2 separate regions of the Homo sapiens genome follow, and region 2 is linked to region 1. Evidence: chromatin contacts called from ENCODE Hi-C or POLR2A ChIA-PET data. All regions are on one chromosome and are shown on one strand. The core of a region is the stretch at or near the end of the contact, and the rest is flanking DNA. Distances in the headings are between cores, read along the strand shown. Region 1 holds the start of PPIA (peptidylprolyl isomerase A). Region 2 overlaps CCM2 (CCM2 scaffold protein).

Region 1 (6,545 bases), core at 3,437-5,936:
AACTAGGACTTTGCTGTGACAATGCTGACGGTGACAAAAAGGCAGGACTTCAAATAGTAGCGAGAGGGAGGACAAGTCACAAGGATGTATTCATTTATTTGTTTTGAGACGAAGTCTCAGTCTGTCACCCACGCTGGAGTGCAGTGGCTCGATCTTGGCTCACTACAACCTCCACCTCCCAGGTTCAAGCGATTCCCCTGCCTTAGCCTCCTGAGCAGCTGGGACTACAGGAGCCCACCACCATACCAGGCTAATATTTGTATTTTTAGTAGAGACGGGGTTTCGCCATGTTGGCCAGGCTGGTCTTGAACTCCTGACCTCAAGTGATCCACCTGCCTCGGCCTCCCAAAGTTCTGGGATTACAGGTATGAGCCACTGTACCCAGCCGGATGTATTTATTTTTATTTTTATTTTTATTTTTGAGACAGGGTCTTGCTCTGTTACCCAGGCTGGAGTGTAGTGGCACCATCATGGCTCACTGCAGCCTCAACCTCCTGGGCTCAAGTGATCCTCCCATCTCAGCCTCCCGAGTAGCTGGGACTATAGGTATGCACCACCGTGCTTGGCTAATTTTTATTTTTAAAAATGTTTTGACCGGGCACAGTGGTTCATGCCTGTAATCCCAGCACTTTGGGAGGCTGAGGCAGGCGGATCACCTGAGGTCAGGAGTTCGAGACCAGCCTGACCAACATGATGAATCCCATCTCTACTAAAAATATAAAATTAGCTGGGCATGGTGGTGCATGCCTGTAATCCCAGCTACTTGGGAGGCTGAGGCAGGAGAATTGCTTGAAGCCAGGACGTGGAGGTTGCAGTGAGCCAAGATCACGCCATTCATTGACCTCCAGCCTGGGCTTCAAGAGTAAAACTCACTCTGTCTCAAAAAATAAATAAATAAATAAATAAATAAATAAATAAAAATAAAATAGGCCGGGCATGGTGGCTCACACCTGTAATCCCAGCACTTTGGGAGGCCGAAGTGGGTGGATCACCTGAGGTTGGGAGCTTAAGACCAGCCTGACCAACACGAGAAACCCCATCTCTACTAAAAATACAAAATTAGCCGGGAGTGATGGCGCATGCCTGTAATCCCAGCTACTTGTAAGGCTGAGGCAGGAGAATTGCTTGAACCCAGGAGGCGGAGGTTGCAGTGAGCCGAGATCAAGCCATTGCACTCCGTCAAGAGCGAAACTCTGTCTCAAACAAATAAAAATAAAAAATAAAAGAAAATACATATTTTTTTGTAGAAGCAGGGTTTCCCTCTGTTGCCCAGGCTGGTGTTGAACTCCTGGGCTCAACCGATCCTCCTGCCTTGGCCTCCCAAAGCACTGGCATTACAGGCGTGAGCCACCACGCCCAGCCTATTTATTATTCATTCATGCATTCATTTACTTTTTTTTTTTTGAGATGGAATCTCACCCCATCCCCCAGACTGGAGTGCAGTGGTGTGATCTCAGCTCACTGCAACCTCCGTCTCCCAAGCTTAAGTGATTCTCCTGCCTCAGCTTCCTGAGTAGCTGGGATTACAGATGCGCACCACCATGCCCGGCTAACTTTTGTATTTTTAGTAGAGACGGGGTTTCACCATATTTGTCAGGCTGGTCTTGAACTCCTGACCTCATGATCCACTCACCTCAGTCTCCCAAAGTGCTGGGATTACAGGCGTGAGCCACTGTGCCCAGCCCTAATTTTTGTACTTTTTAGTAGAGATGGGTTTTCCCTGTGTTGGCCAGGCTAGTCTTGAACTCCTGGCCTCAAGTGACCCACTTACCTCGGCCTCCCGAAGTGCTGCAATTACAGTGTGAGCCACCATGCCCAGCCCTGCCCAGTTAATTTTTGTATTTTTAGTAGAGATAGGGTTTCACTATGTTGTCCAAGCTGGTCTTGAACTCCTGACCTCAAATTATCCACCCGCCTCTGCCTCCCAAAGTGCTAGGATTACAGGCATGAGCCACCTCACCCGGCCTCATTCATTTACTTCTTTGGAGGAGTTCCTAACTGCTCTACGTTTTAGGATGGAGAGAGAAATGGTAAGAATTTATGCCTGAAGGCCTTGGGCATTTTTTTTCAGTGTCAGATGAGGACAAGTGGCTTTCTTAAGATCACAAAGCAAGAAGTGATGTGGAGTGGGGGGGAAAAAAGCAGTTTCCAGTTTGGCTTTGCTAACACTCATAAGCGATTACTCTGAACAAGAAGCCAGAGCTTTACTTTACGCATCTGTAAAATGGGGATAATGGGATGGTGATGAGAACAAAACAACATAGTCTAAATTTCCAACACAGGCTGAGCATGGCGGTTCACCTGTAATGCTAGAACTTTGGGAGGCCAAGGTGGGAGAATCCTTTAAGCCCTGGAGTTTGAGACCAGCCCTGATAACACAGCCAGAACCAGTTTCTGTTAAAAAAATTTAAATTAGCTGGCACAGTGGCTTGTGCCTTTAGTCCCAGACATTTGGGAGGTTGAGGAGGGAGGAATGCTTCAGTCCAAGAGTTCGAGGTTACAGTGAGCTAGGATTGCACCACTGCACTCCAGACTAACCAACAGAGTGAGACCCTATCTCAAATAAATAAATTCCTAACACGTTGGCTCATGGTTATTAACAATGGCAAGAGGCCAGAAACTGTACTTCATCTATCAGATGAATTATCATTTTTGTCTCACCACAACCCTATCCTGGTTGTGCAGATGAAGAAACTGAGTTTTAGAAACATTAAACAACGTCCAGGTGCAGCAGCTCACGCCTATAATCCCAGCACTTTTGGGAGGCTGAGGCGGGTGGATCGCTTGAGTCCAGGAGTTTGAGACCAGCCTGGGCGATGTGGCGAAACCCCATCTTTACAAAACACACACACACAAAATGAGCTGGGTGTGGGTGCATGCCTGTAGTCCCAGCTACTTGGGAGGCTAAGGTGGGACGCTTGCTCGAGCACGGGAAGGGGAGGTTGCAGTGAGCCGATAACACACCACTGCACTTCCAGCCTAGGTGAGAGTGAGACCTTGTCTCAAAAAAACAAAAAGAAACATTAAATAATATCCTTAATATTGCAACTTAAGTGACAGCCCAGGATATATGAATTCCCTTGTAAGGTTTTCTTAACAAAACACCAGTCACATAAGTGCATTTTATTTTATATTTTTGTTTATTTATTTGAGACGGAGTCTCTGTCTCTCAGGCTGGAGTGCAGTGGCGCCATCTCTGCTCGCTGCAACCTCCACCTCCTGGGTTCCAGCGATTCTCCTGCCTCAGCCTCCCGAGGGGGTAGCTGGGACTACAGGTGCGCACCACCATGCCCAGCTAATTTTGTATTTTTCGTAGAGATGGGGTTTCACCATGTTGTCCAGGCTGGTCTTGAACTCCTGACCTCAGGTGATCCTCCCGCCTCGGCCTCCCAAAGTGCTGGAATTACAGGCGTGATCCACCGCACCCGGCCTATTTTTTGAGAGAGGGTCACACTCTGTCGTCCCGGCTGGAATGCAGTGATGCGATCACCGCCCACTACAGCCTCGACCTCCGGGCTCAAGCAATCCTCCCCGCCCAGCCTCCTGAGTAGCGAGCGCCTCGACGCCCAGCTAATTTTTATTTTTATTTATTTTTTTGTAGAGACGGCGTCTCTCTAAGATGCCCAGGCTGGTGGCCGGTGTCGAACTCCTAAGATGAAGCGATCCTCCCCGGCCTTGGCCTCCGCGCCTCCTAAAGCGCCAGGTATGAGCCACCGCGCCTGGCCTACAAGTGCATTTTAATTAAAGTATTATTAATGTCTTTGCCTGAAGAAATTCGCTTTTAAATTGTGACTTATCTTTCACCCAAAAATCAAAGCACAATTCAGCCCCGAGGCGGGGGCGGTAGGAGCTGGGCGGGGCGGGGGCAGGGAAAGACCAGGAGCAGAGATTCAAAAAGAGTAAGAGGGCAAAATGTGCATAATGCATCTTCACAGGTAAGAGCCTGGCCAGGCTCCTGTTTTAATGGCTTCCTCCTGAAGAAGATTCAAGCAGAGTGTAAGATATTTTCGGAAAGTAGAGCATTTTGAAAGCATTTCATAATCTCTCAAAACCGGAGACTGCTCCTGTCCCACCTCGTTAGAGAAAACAGCGATGCTCAAAGGCAACCTCCTTCCTGACATTGCCTGGTAGGACGCGACGTGGTGTTTGCCCGCGCGGAATGCGGACGCAAGGCTGCTCCTAGGTCTCGGGGACGCGCCATCCCCATTTCCGCTCGCGGAGGCGTAGGGTCCGGGCGCGGGACCCCAGTCGACCTTGACTGGCGGCGCGACCTTGAGGCCTGCGTTCGCCTCAGTTGCCCCCTCTGTGCAATGGGGAGACGCGCCTCATCGCTTGACAACGGCCGAAGAGCCGCCGCGCTTCCGTCTCCCGCGTGCGCGCGCCATGCTGCCCACCCCCGTTCCGCACTGACCCTCCCCCGTGCCCCGCGTCCCGTACTGCCGCCCCGCCCCGAGTCCCATGCCGCAGCCACCGCGACGGAGCCCGCAGGCGGGAACCTGCCTCCGCGCGTTAGCGCGCACGCGCGCCTCATGTGTCGTCCCCATCAGCGCCGGCTTCCGTCTATAGGCCAGATGCACTGTCACTCTGGCGAAGTCGCAGACCCGATTGGCCGGGACGGAGGCGCGAGACCGGGTTGCGGGCGGGGCCGAACGTGGTATAAAAGGGGCGGGAGGCCAGGCTCGTGCCGTTTTGCAGACGCCACCGCCGAGGAAAACCGTGTACTATTAGCCATGGTCAACCCCACCGTGTTCTTCGACATTGCCGTCGACGGCGAGCCCTTGGGCCGCGTCTCCTTTGAGGTCGGGCGGGCGGCGGCGTGCGGGAATGGGGCCCAGAAAGTGGGCCGGGGTCGGGGTGGGTGGTAGCGCCCCAAAGGCCCGGGCGCGGGGCGACCCTGCTTGAGGGGCGAGCGCGGGCGGGCTGCGGCGCCATTTCCTGACGAGGGGCCATTTTGGGAGGTCCGCGAGTCGCGGGGAGGAGGCCGGGACGGCGGCGGACAAAGGCAGGCGGGGCGGCTGCGAGGCCGTTGGGGGAGGGGGCCCGCGTCCGCCCGCCCGCCTCATGTGGCCGCGCCCTGTCCTGTCCGACGCACGTGCTCGGCGGCCGCGCTCAGGTCCGCGCCTTGAGAGTCGTTGGGCTCCGCCCTAGCTTGGCCTGGGCGCCGCAGACCGGAGCCAGAAGCACGCTCGCGGGGGCTTGCGACCGCCTTCCTGGGAAGCTGTCCCCTGGCAGGCATGGGTGCTTTACATCCTGAGCTGGGAAGCTGTTTGCTTGAGGGTTTTTCTCAAGGATCGAGGCGCGGTGTGAGCCCGTCCATGCTCGGTCCTGTAGATCCCGGGAGGCCATGTTATAAAAGGAGACTTGCTGGGATGTGACGGGTTGCCACTTGAAATATCTTCCATTTGGATAAAGTAGGAATATTTATACATGTGCCCCAAACGTCCCTCCGTGTCCCCCACCCCCAAGCGGAAATGTGAAAATGGGCCTTGCCTTTGCTGGTGCCCAAGGACCGCCTTCCACTGCAGTGACGGCGCTGGCGGGGGAGGCGCTCTTGAGCCCCTCCCGATTGTCCCTCTGCCTAGCAAGCAAGTTGCGACTGGCCACAAGGCAGGCCTCTTCCGACCAAGGTGGATTACCAGTGATTACCTAATTAGTTTTGAGAGCGTTAAATGAGTTCTTAAAGATCAGTTGTAATTATAGCATAGTATCTAAACTTGGCGCGTGTCTTCAAAGTTAAATATTGAGTACGATTCCGTTCCAGTTAACATGGATAGACCTTAGGGAGTAGCGAAATAGGATGTTAGTGGTTTTATTCCTTTAAATCACATCTCAAAAGGCCACCAATGGCTAGTTTGGGATCTTATTCCGAAAATAGATTGATCCTCATGCAGTCTTCGTGAGGACAGAGCGATTTCCTTGTTGCCTACCCTGTCCATAGTGCCTGGCACATAGGCACTGAAACACTGCATGTTAATCCACACCCCACCCCACCTATGAGTGTAGTCAAAGCTGGTAAGTGACAAGGGCTTTCGTGGAAACTTGGCCTGACCTAATGTTGGGCATCAGGTTACCCAAAGAGCTTCAGGGAAATGAGAAAGGACTTGCAGGTCTTGATGAGAATGGAGGGGTAACTGCCAATGAGGGCTTTGGCTTTAGCGAAAGTCTGAAAGGGAAGCCATAGGAACTTAAACGTACCGACTATAAAGCTCTGAGAAAAGCTGATGTTTTAGAAAGACCATACATTCTAGGTACAAATACCTAAAAACTAAAAAATAAGTACGTTGGCCAGGCGGGCGGATCACGAAGTCAGGAGATTGAGACCGTCCTGGCCAACATGGTGAAACCCCACCTCTATTAAAAATACAAAAATTAGCTGGGCGTGGTGGCGCTTGCCTGTAATCTCAGCTACTCTAGAGGCTGAGGCAGGAGAATCGCTTGAACCCCGGAGGCGGAGGCTGCAGTGAGCCGAGATCGTGCCACTGCACTCCAGCCTGGTGACAGTGAGACTCTTGTCTCAAAAAAAAAAAAGTACATTGCTATAAGAG
Region 2 (7,086 bases), core at 3,639-6,138, 230 kb after region 1:
TGGCTAATTTTTTTTGTATTTTTAGGAGCGACAGGGTTTCACCATGTTAGCCAGGATGGTCTCGATCTCCTGACCTCGTGATCCACCTGCCTCGGCCTCCCAAAGTGCTGAGATTACAGGCGTGAGCCACTGCATCTGGCCCAAACATTCATTTTTAAAAGAACTTTTAGGTTCAGGGGTACATGTGCAGGTTTGTTATATAGGTAAACATCTGTCATGGGGATTTGGTGTATAGATTATTTCATCACCCAGGTACTAAGCGTAGTATCTGACAGTTATTTTTTCCAGACAGGCATGTTCTTTGCATTCCATGTTCACTTTGAGGTGGAGACAACATTATATTCAGGCCCCATACCTCAAAAGGTGAAGCAAGGAGACAGGGCACTCAAGTGCACAGCCTCTATAAACTGGCTAGAACCAGTCTGTGGCTGGTGGTCTTCTTGTCAGGAGAGAGTTACTGAAGTCAGTCTCTTATACAGTCACAGCTATAGTTTTGGCTTGTGGAACAGGAGGTCAGTTGGCATCTGGTGGTGAGTTGCAGTTGTTTTCCTATTGCTTATCCAGGACAGTGCTTGTTTGGCTGCTAGAGAAAAAGAAGAACCCTGTGGCAGTTAGAACAGAGTTGATCTTGAAGAGTCAGACTGTGTGGCTGAATCCTTACCTGGCACGGTCGTAGGTCTTGTTTATAATTTGGTGTCTTTTTTTCCCCATGATCTTCATGAACGCATGTAATTTGGTATTTTATTGCCACAGAGTCCATTCTGTCAGTTTTGTGGTCTCTATTTTAACATTAATGCTGGTCAGTTGTGCCTGAACTACAAAAGGGAGGGAATATAATGAGGTGCGTCCCAAGGCATCTTGTCATGGCTGGAACCAAAACAGGCTTTGTTCAGTCAGTTGGAGTGCTTAGGATTTTATTTTTAGTTCTTAGCCTGAAGACCTTGCTTAGAATTTTTCATGGTGTAGGTCTGACACATTGTTTCACCTTTTATTATCTGAAAATACCTTCATTTCATCTTCATTTTTGAAGGATAGTTTTACAGCAGCAGTCCCCAACCTTTTTGACACCAGGGACCGGTTTCGTGGCAGACAGTTTTTCCATAGACCAAAGTGGGGAAAAGGTTTTGGGATGAAACTTCCATATCAGATCATCAGGCATTAGATTCTCTAAGGAGTGCGTAACCTAGATCCCTCCAACACACAGTTCAGGGTTTGTACTCTTATGAGAATCTAATGCAGCCACTGATCTCACAGGAGGCGGGGCTCAGGTGGTAATGCTTGCTGGCCCTCCACTCACCTCCTGCTGTGTGCGGCCTGGCTCCTAACAGGCCACGGACCCAGACCAGTCTGTGGCCTGGGGGCTGGGGACCTCTGTTTTACAGGATATAGAATTCTAGGTTGACTGTTTTCTTTCAGCATTTTTTATTATTTATTTATTTATTTATTTTGAGATAGAGTCTCGCTTTGTCACCCAGGCTGGAGTGCAGTGGCGTGATCTTGCTCACTGCAACCTCCACCTCCTGGGTTCAAGTGATTCTTTTGCCTTAGCCTCCTGGGTAGCTGTGATTATAGGCACATACCACCACGCCCAGCTAATTTTTTTTTGTATTTTTAGCAGAGATGGGGTTTCACCATGTTGATGGGGCTGGTCTTCAACTCCTGACCTCCAGTGATCTGCCTGCCTGAGCCTCCCAAGGCGTGAGCCACCATGCCCAGCTTCTTTTGGCATTTTAAAGATGAAGACTCATTATCTTCTGGCATCCATTTTTTCTCTTGAGAAGTTACCTGTCATTTTTGTTGTACTGAATGTCTTTTATTTGACAGTTTTAAGAATTTCTTTTTTTTTTTTTTGAGATGGAGTCTTACTCTGTCGCCAGGCTGGAGTGCAGTAGCGCAATCTCAGCTTACTGCAACCTCTGCCTCCCAGATTCAAGTGATTCTCCTGCATCAGCCTCCCAAGTAGCTGGGATTACAGGCATGCACCACCATGCCAGGCTAATTTTTGTATTTTTAATAGAAATGTGGTTTTGCCATGTTGACCAGGCTGGTCTCGAACTCCTGACCTCAGATGATCTGCCTGCCTCGGCCTCCCAAAGTGTTGGGATTATAGGCGTGAGCCACTGCGCCTGGCCTTTTTTTTTTTTTTTTTTTTTTGAGACAGGGTCTCACTCTGTTGGCCAGGCTGGAGTGCTGTGGCGTGATCTCGGCTCACTGCAACCTTGCAACCTCCGCCTCCCGGGTTCAAGTGATTCTCCTGCCTCAGCCTCCTGAGTAGCCGGGACTACAGGCATGCACCACTGTGCCCGGCTAATGAAAAAAGTTTTTTAAATATAGATGGAATCTCAGTATGTTGCTCAGGCTGGTCTTGAACTCCTGGCCTCAAGCCATCCTCCTGCTTCCGCCTCCTGGGATTACAGGAATGAGCCACCGCACCTGGCTGGGTTTTATACTTTGGTTTGGTAGATCAGTTTTGATCTTTGTCCTTACTCTTAGGGTAAATTTCTTAGTCCTGGAATGTATGTTTTACTCCTAAGATGTGGCCTTTGTGGGGTTTCAAATGGATAGTCTCAAGTGTTTAAGGTACTGATTAAGCCCCTTTAACTTGGCAGGACTTGGACTCCAAACTCTTATCTACCCTGCAGCTAGGGAGAGCTAAAATCTCAGCTTTTTTTTTGAGACGGATCTTGCTCTGTTACCCAGGTTAGAGTGCAATGGTGTGATCATAGTTTACTGTGACCTTAAACTTCTGGGCTCAAGCAATTCTCCTACCTTAGCCTCCCAAGTAGGTAGGACTACAGGCATGCACTATCTGGCTAATTTTTATTTTTGTAGAAATGGGGTCTCACTATGTTGCCCAGGCTGGTTTCAAACTCCTGAACTCAAGTGATCTTCCTGCCTTGGCCGCCCAAAGTGCTGGGATTATAGGCATGAGCTCCCGCACCCAGCCATCAGCTTGCTCCTTCAACCTTCAAGCTATCGTGTCCTTTCTGGGCTTGTGGGAGTCTCACCTCCGCTTACGCAGTTCAGGGTTCAGCCAAAGATTTGAGGGGACCTTATACTCAGACTTTGGGTTCCTTTTTTAGTGGGTTCCTCCTTTCCTATATTTCCCTCTCAATTTCCAGCTTCTTTAGCAGTCTCAAATCCTCCTTTAACCTGTCAGGCCAATAAAATTGCAGCTTTTTTTTCTCTGCTCCACTCCTCTGAGACTGGGGCATACTCTCAGGAGTAAAGCAATATAAAAGTGGATCTTGCCCAGTGATGTTCCCTTCTTTCAAGGGTCATATAAATTCCAAGCTTCTTTTTTATTTCTTGTTTGTCTCCAGTGTCTTTAGAAGATTGTTTTTCACATTTTATCTAGAGTTCATAATCTCGGTCTGTGAGAAAGTTATTTTGATACAGTCTACTTCTCTCTTAAGGGAATAAGAACTTCTTTGGGTTTATTTTTTCTTGACAGTGTGTTTTGGAGCTCTTTCATTATAGATATATAGTTTCTTTATTCTTCTTTAGGGTGGAATGGCATTTTTATCTGTGGGCTACTGTATTTAAACAGCAGCCCTCCTATGGACTTTTAGGTTGTCATTTTGCTTAAAAAATAATGAAGCAATTAATTTTCTAACCTGTCATGTATGTAATGCATCTGTAGGATTAATTCCCGAAAATGCACTTGCTGGGAAACATAAGTGCATTTGTAATTTTAGTAGATGTTAACAAATTGTTTTGTATGGTAGAACCAAGGTTTATTCTTTTTTTCTTTACCCACCTCTCAAGAGAACAGTTTTTATTAGGTGAAAGTGGTATTTGCTAAAAATTTTGAGTATTTTCCAAAATGAACTTGTTAAGTTTTCTTACTAAAAAATACATTTGTATCTCAGAAGAAAGTAGCAAAATATATTATATGAAAAAAATCACACCCACTAGAAACAACTGTTATTAGTCTTTCACGTTGCTTTCCTGTTTGTGTATGCTTTTCTGTGTTAGCAGTAATAATACAGTCTTATTACCTTGGTATTTATTTCAAACACTTGCTTAGTGCCCACTGTGTAAAGAGCTTTCTGGGGAGCTGTCACTGCCTGCCTGAATCTCCCTCACTGTCTGAGGGTGGTCTTAGTGCTCATGAGGTCGAGAATATCGAGTGCTGTGTCAGAAGGGCAGAGGTCAGGTGGATTTAAAGCTGTTGCACCAAAGCCAGGTGTGGCGACATGCCTGTAGTCCCAGCCTACTCATGAGGCTGAGGTGGGAGGATGGCTTGAGCCTAGGAGTTAGAGAATGCAGTGAGCCATGATTGTGCCACTGCACTGCAGCCTGGGTAATAGAGCAAGACCCTGTCTCTAAAAAATAAAAAAAATAATAAATAGGCTGGCACGGTGGCTCACGCCTGTAATCTCAGCACTTTGGGAGGCCGAGGCGGGCGGATCACCTGAGGTCAGGAGTTCAAGACCAGCCTGGCCAACATGGTAAAACCCCCGACTCTACTAAAAATACAAAAATTAGCCAGGCATGGTGACACATGCCTGTAATCCCAGCTACTCGGGAGGCTGAGACAGGGAGAATTGCTTGAACCCGGAAGGTAGAGTTGCAGTGAGCTGAGATCGCGCCACTGCACTCCAATCTGGGCGACAGAGCGAGGCTCTTTCTCAAAAAAAAAAAATAAAATAAAATAAATAATAAATAAATAAAACTATGCATCAAGCACCATCTCCCTGTCCCCTGGGTATGCCTTTGGAAGTGCAGTTTGCAGAGTGAGTGAGATGAGGCAGGGGAGTAGGAGGAGGAGCTGAGGAGGAGAATGGGGCAGGGGAAGATGAGACAGGGAGGAGGAGGAGGGGAGGAGAGGGGAAGGGATGAGAGAGGGAAGGAAGGTGGAGTCATTGTTCCTGCTGTTGCCTTGCGTGGCTGTGACAGCTGTTGAAGCTGTCTTCTCACAGTTTTGCACACTGTGGGTTATGATTCATTAGTGGCATGTGAAATCAACCATGTAGGTAGCAACCTTTTTTTCATGTAAGAATTTAAAGGATACAAGTATAAAGTTAAAGAACTTAAGGAAAAATTTTGCTAGATTCATTTTGAATTAGAGCTGTCACGTATTTCTTAGCTATCTGCATGGAAAACACCTAGAAGCAATGACAGTCCAATAGCAGTGGAGCACACCTAGGACTTTATTGTAGTCTGAATTGTATGTCAAGTAGTGTGGTTACAGTAAGTGAGGGGATGTAGCTTTTTGCCACAAAATCTGTACTTTGGAAGGTGAATGTGAAGCAATGAGAACAAATGGAGATTATTAATCTGTGCTGTGGTTGGCGTTCAGAATTAGGCCACATTTTAGTATGTTTCATGTGGGGATCATTATTTTTTTTTGGACCAGCTTTTTTTTTTTTTTTTTTTTTTTTTTTTTGAGATGGAGTCTTGCTCTGTTGCCCAGGCTAGAGTGGAGTGCAGTGGTGCGATCTCGGTTCACTGCAAACTCCGCCTCCCGGGTTCACGCCATTCTCCTGTCTCAGCCTCCCGAGTAGCTGGGACTACAGGCGCCCACCACCGTGCCCGGCTAATTTTTTGTATTTTTAGTAGAGACGGGGTTTCACCGTGTTAGCCAGGATGGTCTCCATCTCCTGACCTCGTCATCCGCCCGCCTCGGCCTCCCAAAGTGCTGGGATTACAGGCATGAGCCACCGTGCCTGGCCTTTTCTTTAGAGTTTCTGATGAATTGCTTTTCTTTTTTCTTTCAAAAGAAACATTAAATTTTAAAAAATTTCAGTAGCTTTTGGGGTACAAGTGGTTTTTGGTTACATGGGTGAATTGTATAGTGATGAAGTCTGGCTTTTATTTTATTTTTTGAGACGGAGTCTCATTCTGTTGGCCAGGCTGGAGTGCAGTGGTGCGATCTCGGCTCACTGCAACCTCTGCCTCCCGACCTCAAGCGATTCTCCTACCTCAGCCTCTCGAGTAGCTGGGATTACAGGTGCCCACCACCACGCCTGGCTAATTTTTATATTTTTAGTAGAGACGGGGTTTCACCATGTTGACCAGGTTGGTCTCGAACTCCTGAGCTCAAGTGATCCACCAGCCTCGGCCTCCCAAAGTGCTGGGATTACAGGCATGAGCCACCTCACCCTGCAAGTCTGGGCTTTTAGTGTACCCATCACCCAAAAAGCGTACATTGTATCCAGTAGGTAATTTTTCATCTCTCACCTCCCTCCCACTTTCTCCCTTTCTAAGTCTCCAGTGTCCATTATATCACTCTGTGTGCCTTTGTGTAGCCATAGTTTAGCTCCCACTTATAAGTGAGAGAACCATGCCCGGCCCAGACTTCTTTTTTTAAATGTTCTAATAAAACTTTATTTACGGCTGGGTGCAGTGGCTCACACCTGTAATCCCAGCACTTTGGGAGGCTGAGGAGGGTGGATCACCTGAGGTCAGGAGTTCGAGACCAGCCTGGCCAACATGGCGAAGCCCCATCTCTACTAAAAATACAAAAATTAGCCGGGTGTGGTGTTGCGCGTCTGTAATCCCAGTTACTTGGAAGCCTGAGGCGGGAGAATCGCTTGAACTTGGGAGGTGGAGGTTGCAGTGAGCTGAGATCGTGCCACTGGACTCCAGCCTGGATGACAGAGTGAGACTCCGTCTCAAAAAACAAAACTAACAAAAACAACAACAAAACACAAGAAAACCCCACTTTATTTACAAAAACAGGTGGCTTGCCTGTGTGGTAGAGTTTACTCAGCCTTTTTCTAGAGAATGCCTTGTTATTGTGAATGAGATTCAGTTTTATTATGGTAGGCAGTGAGATTACTGGGAAATCTTTTTTTTTTTTTTTTTGTCGTGTGCATCTTTGTTTAGTCATTATTTTGATAGCTCTGTATCAGTTTTTTTTTTTTTTTTTTTTTTTTTTTTTTTTTTTTTTATGAGACAGAGTTTTGCTCTTGTTGCCCAGGCTGGAGTGCAATGGCACAATCTTGGCTCACTGCAACCTCTGCCTCCCAGGTTCAAGTGATCCTCCTGCCTCAGTCTCCGTAGTAGCTGGGGTTACAGACATGTGCCACCACGCCCTGCTAATTTTGTATTTTTAGTAGAGTTGGGGGTTTCTCCATG

Evidence for each region. A loop is a pair of places that touch in the nucleus more often than their neighbours do. ChIA-PET counts read pairs that join two places held with the same protein, here RNA polymerase II (POLR2A). Pooled maps may share reads with other maps.
Region 2: a pooled map shows a loop between it and region 1 (2.4-fold over the local background). The contact joins the enhancer-like site here to the promoter of PPIA in region 1. A Hi-C loop is called at or near these places in 2 of 37 single-sample maps with no recorded cell type and 8 of 50 pooled maps. POLR2A ChIA-PET finds 5 or more read pairs at or near these places in 10 of 52 experiments (AG04450, Caco-2, H1 and 5 more).

The regions. Positions count from the first base shown.
Region 1 is chr7:44,791,995-44,798,539 of GRCh38, forward strand. It overlaps PPIA (peptidylprolyl isomerase A), which reads left to right and starts at 4,687. Exons shown (of 5, transcript NM_021130.5): 1 at 4,687-4,799. The coding sequence starts at 4,731. It overlaps LOC105375259 (a long non-coding RNA gene), which reads right to left and starts at 4,536. Exons shown (of 2, transcript XR_007060300.1): 1 at 4,074-4,536; 2 at 3,122-3,430. RefSeq lists silencers at 4,228-4,427, 4,518-4,787, 4,808-5,157.
Region 2 is chr7:45,016,928-45,024,013 of GRCh38, forward strand. The region is part of intron 1 of CCM2 (CCM2 scaffold protein); the gene reads left to right. Among named protein-coding and RNA genes, the nearest start is that of CCM2, 20 kb to the left of the region's middle. Within about 2 kb of position 4,889, at least 2 of the 41 ENCODE cell types and tissues checked have a DNase peak (open chromatin) inside an H3K27ac peak, as active enhancers do.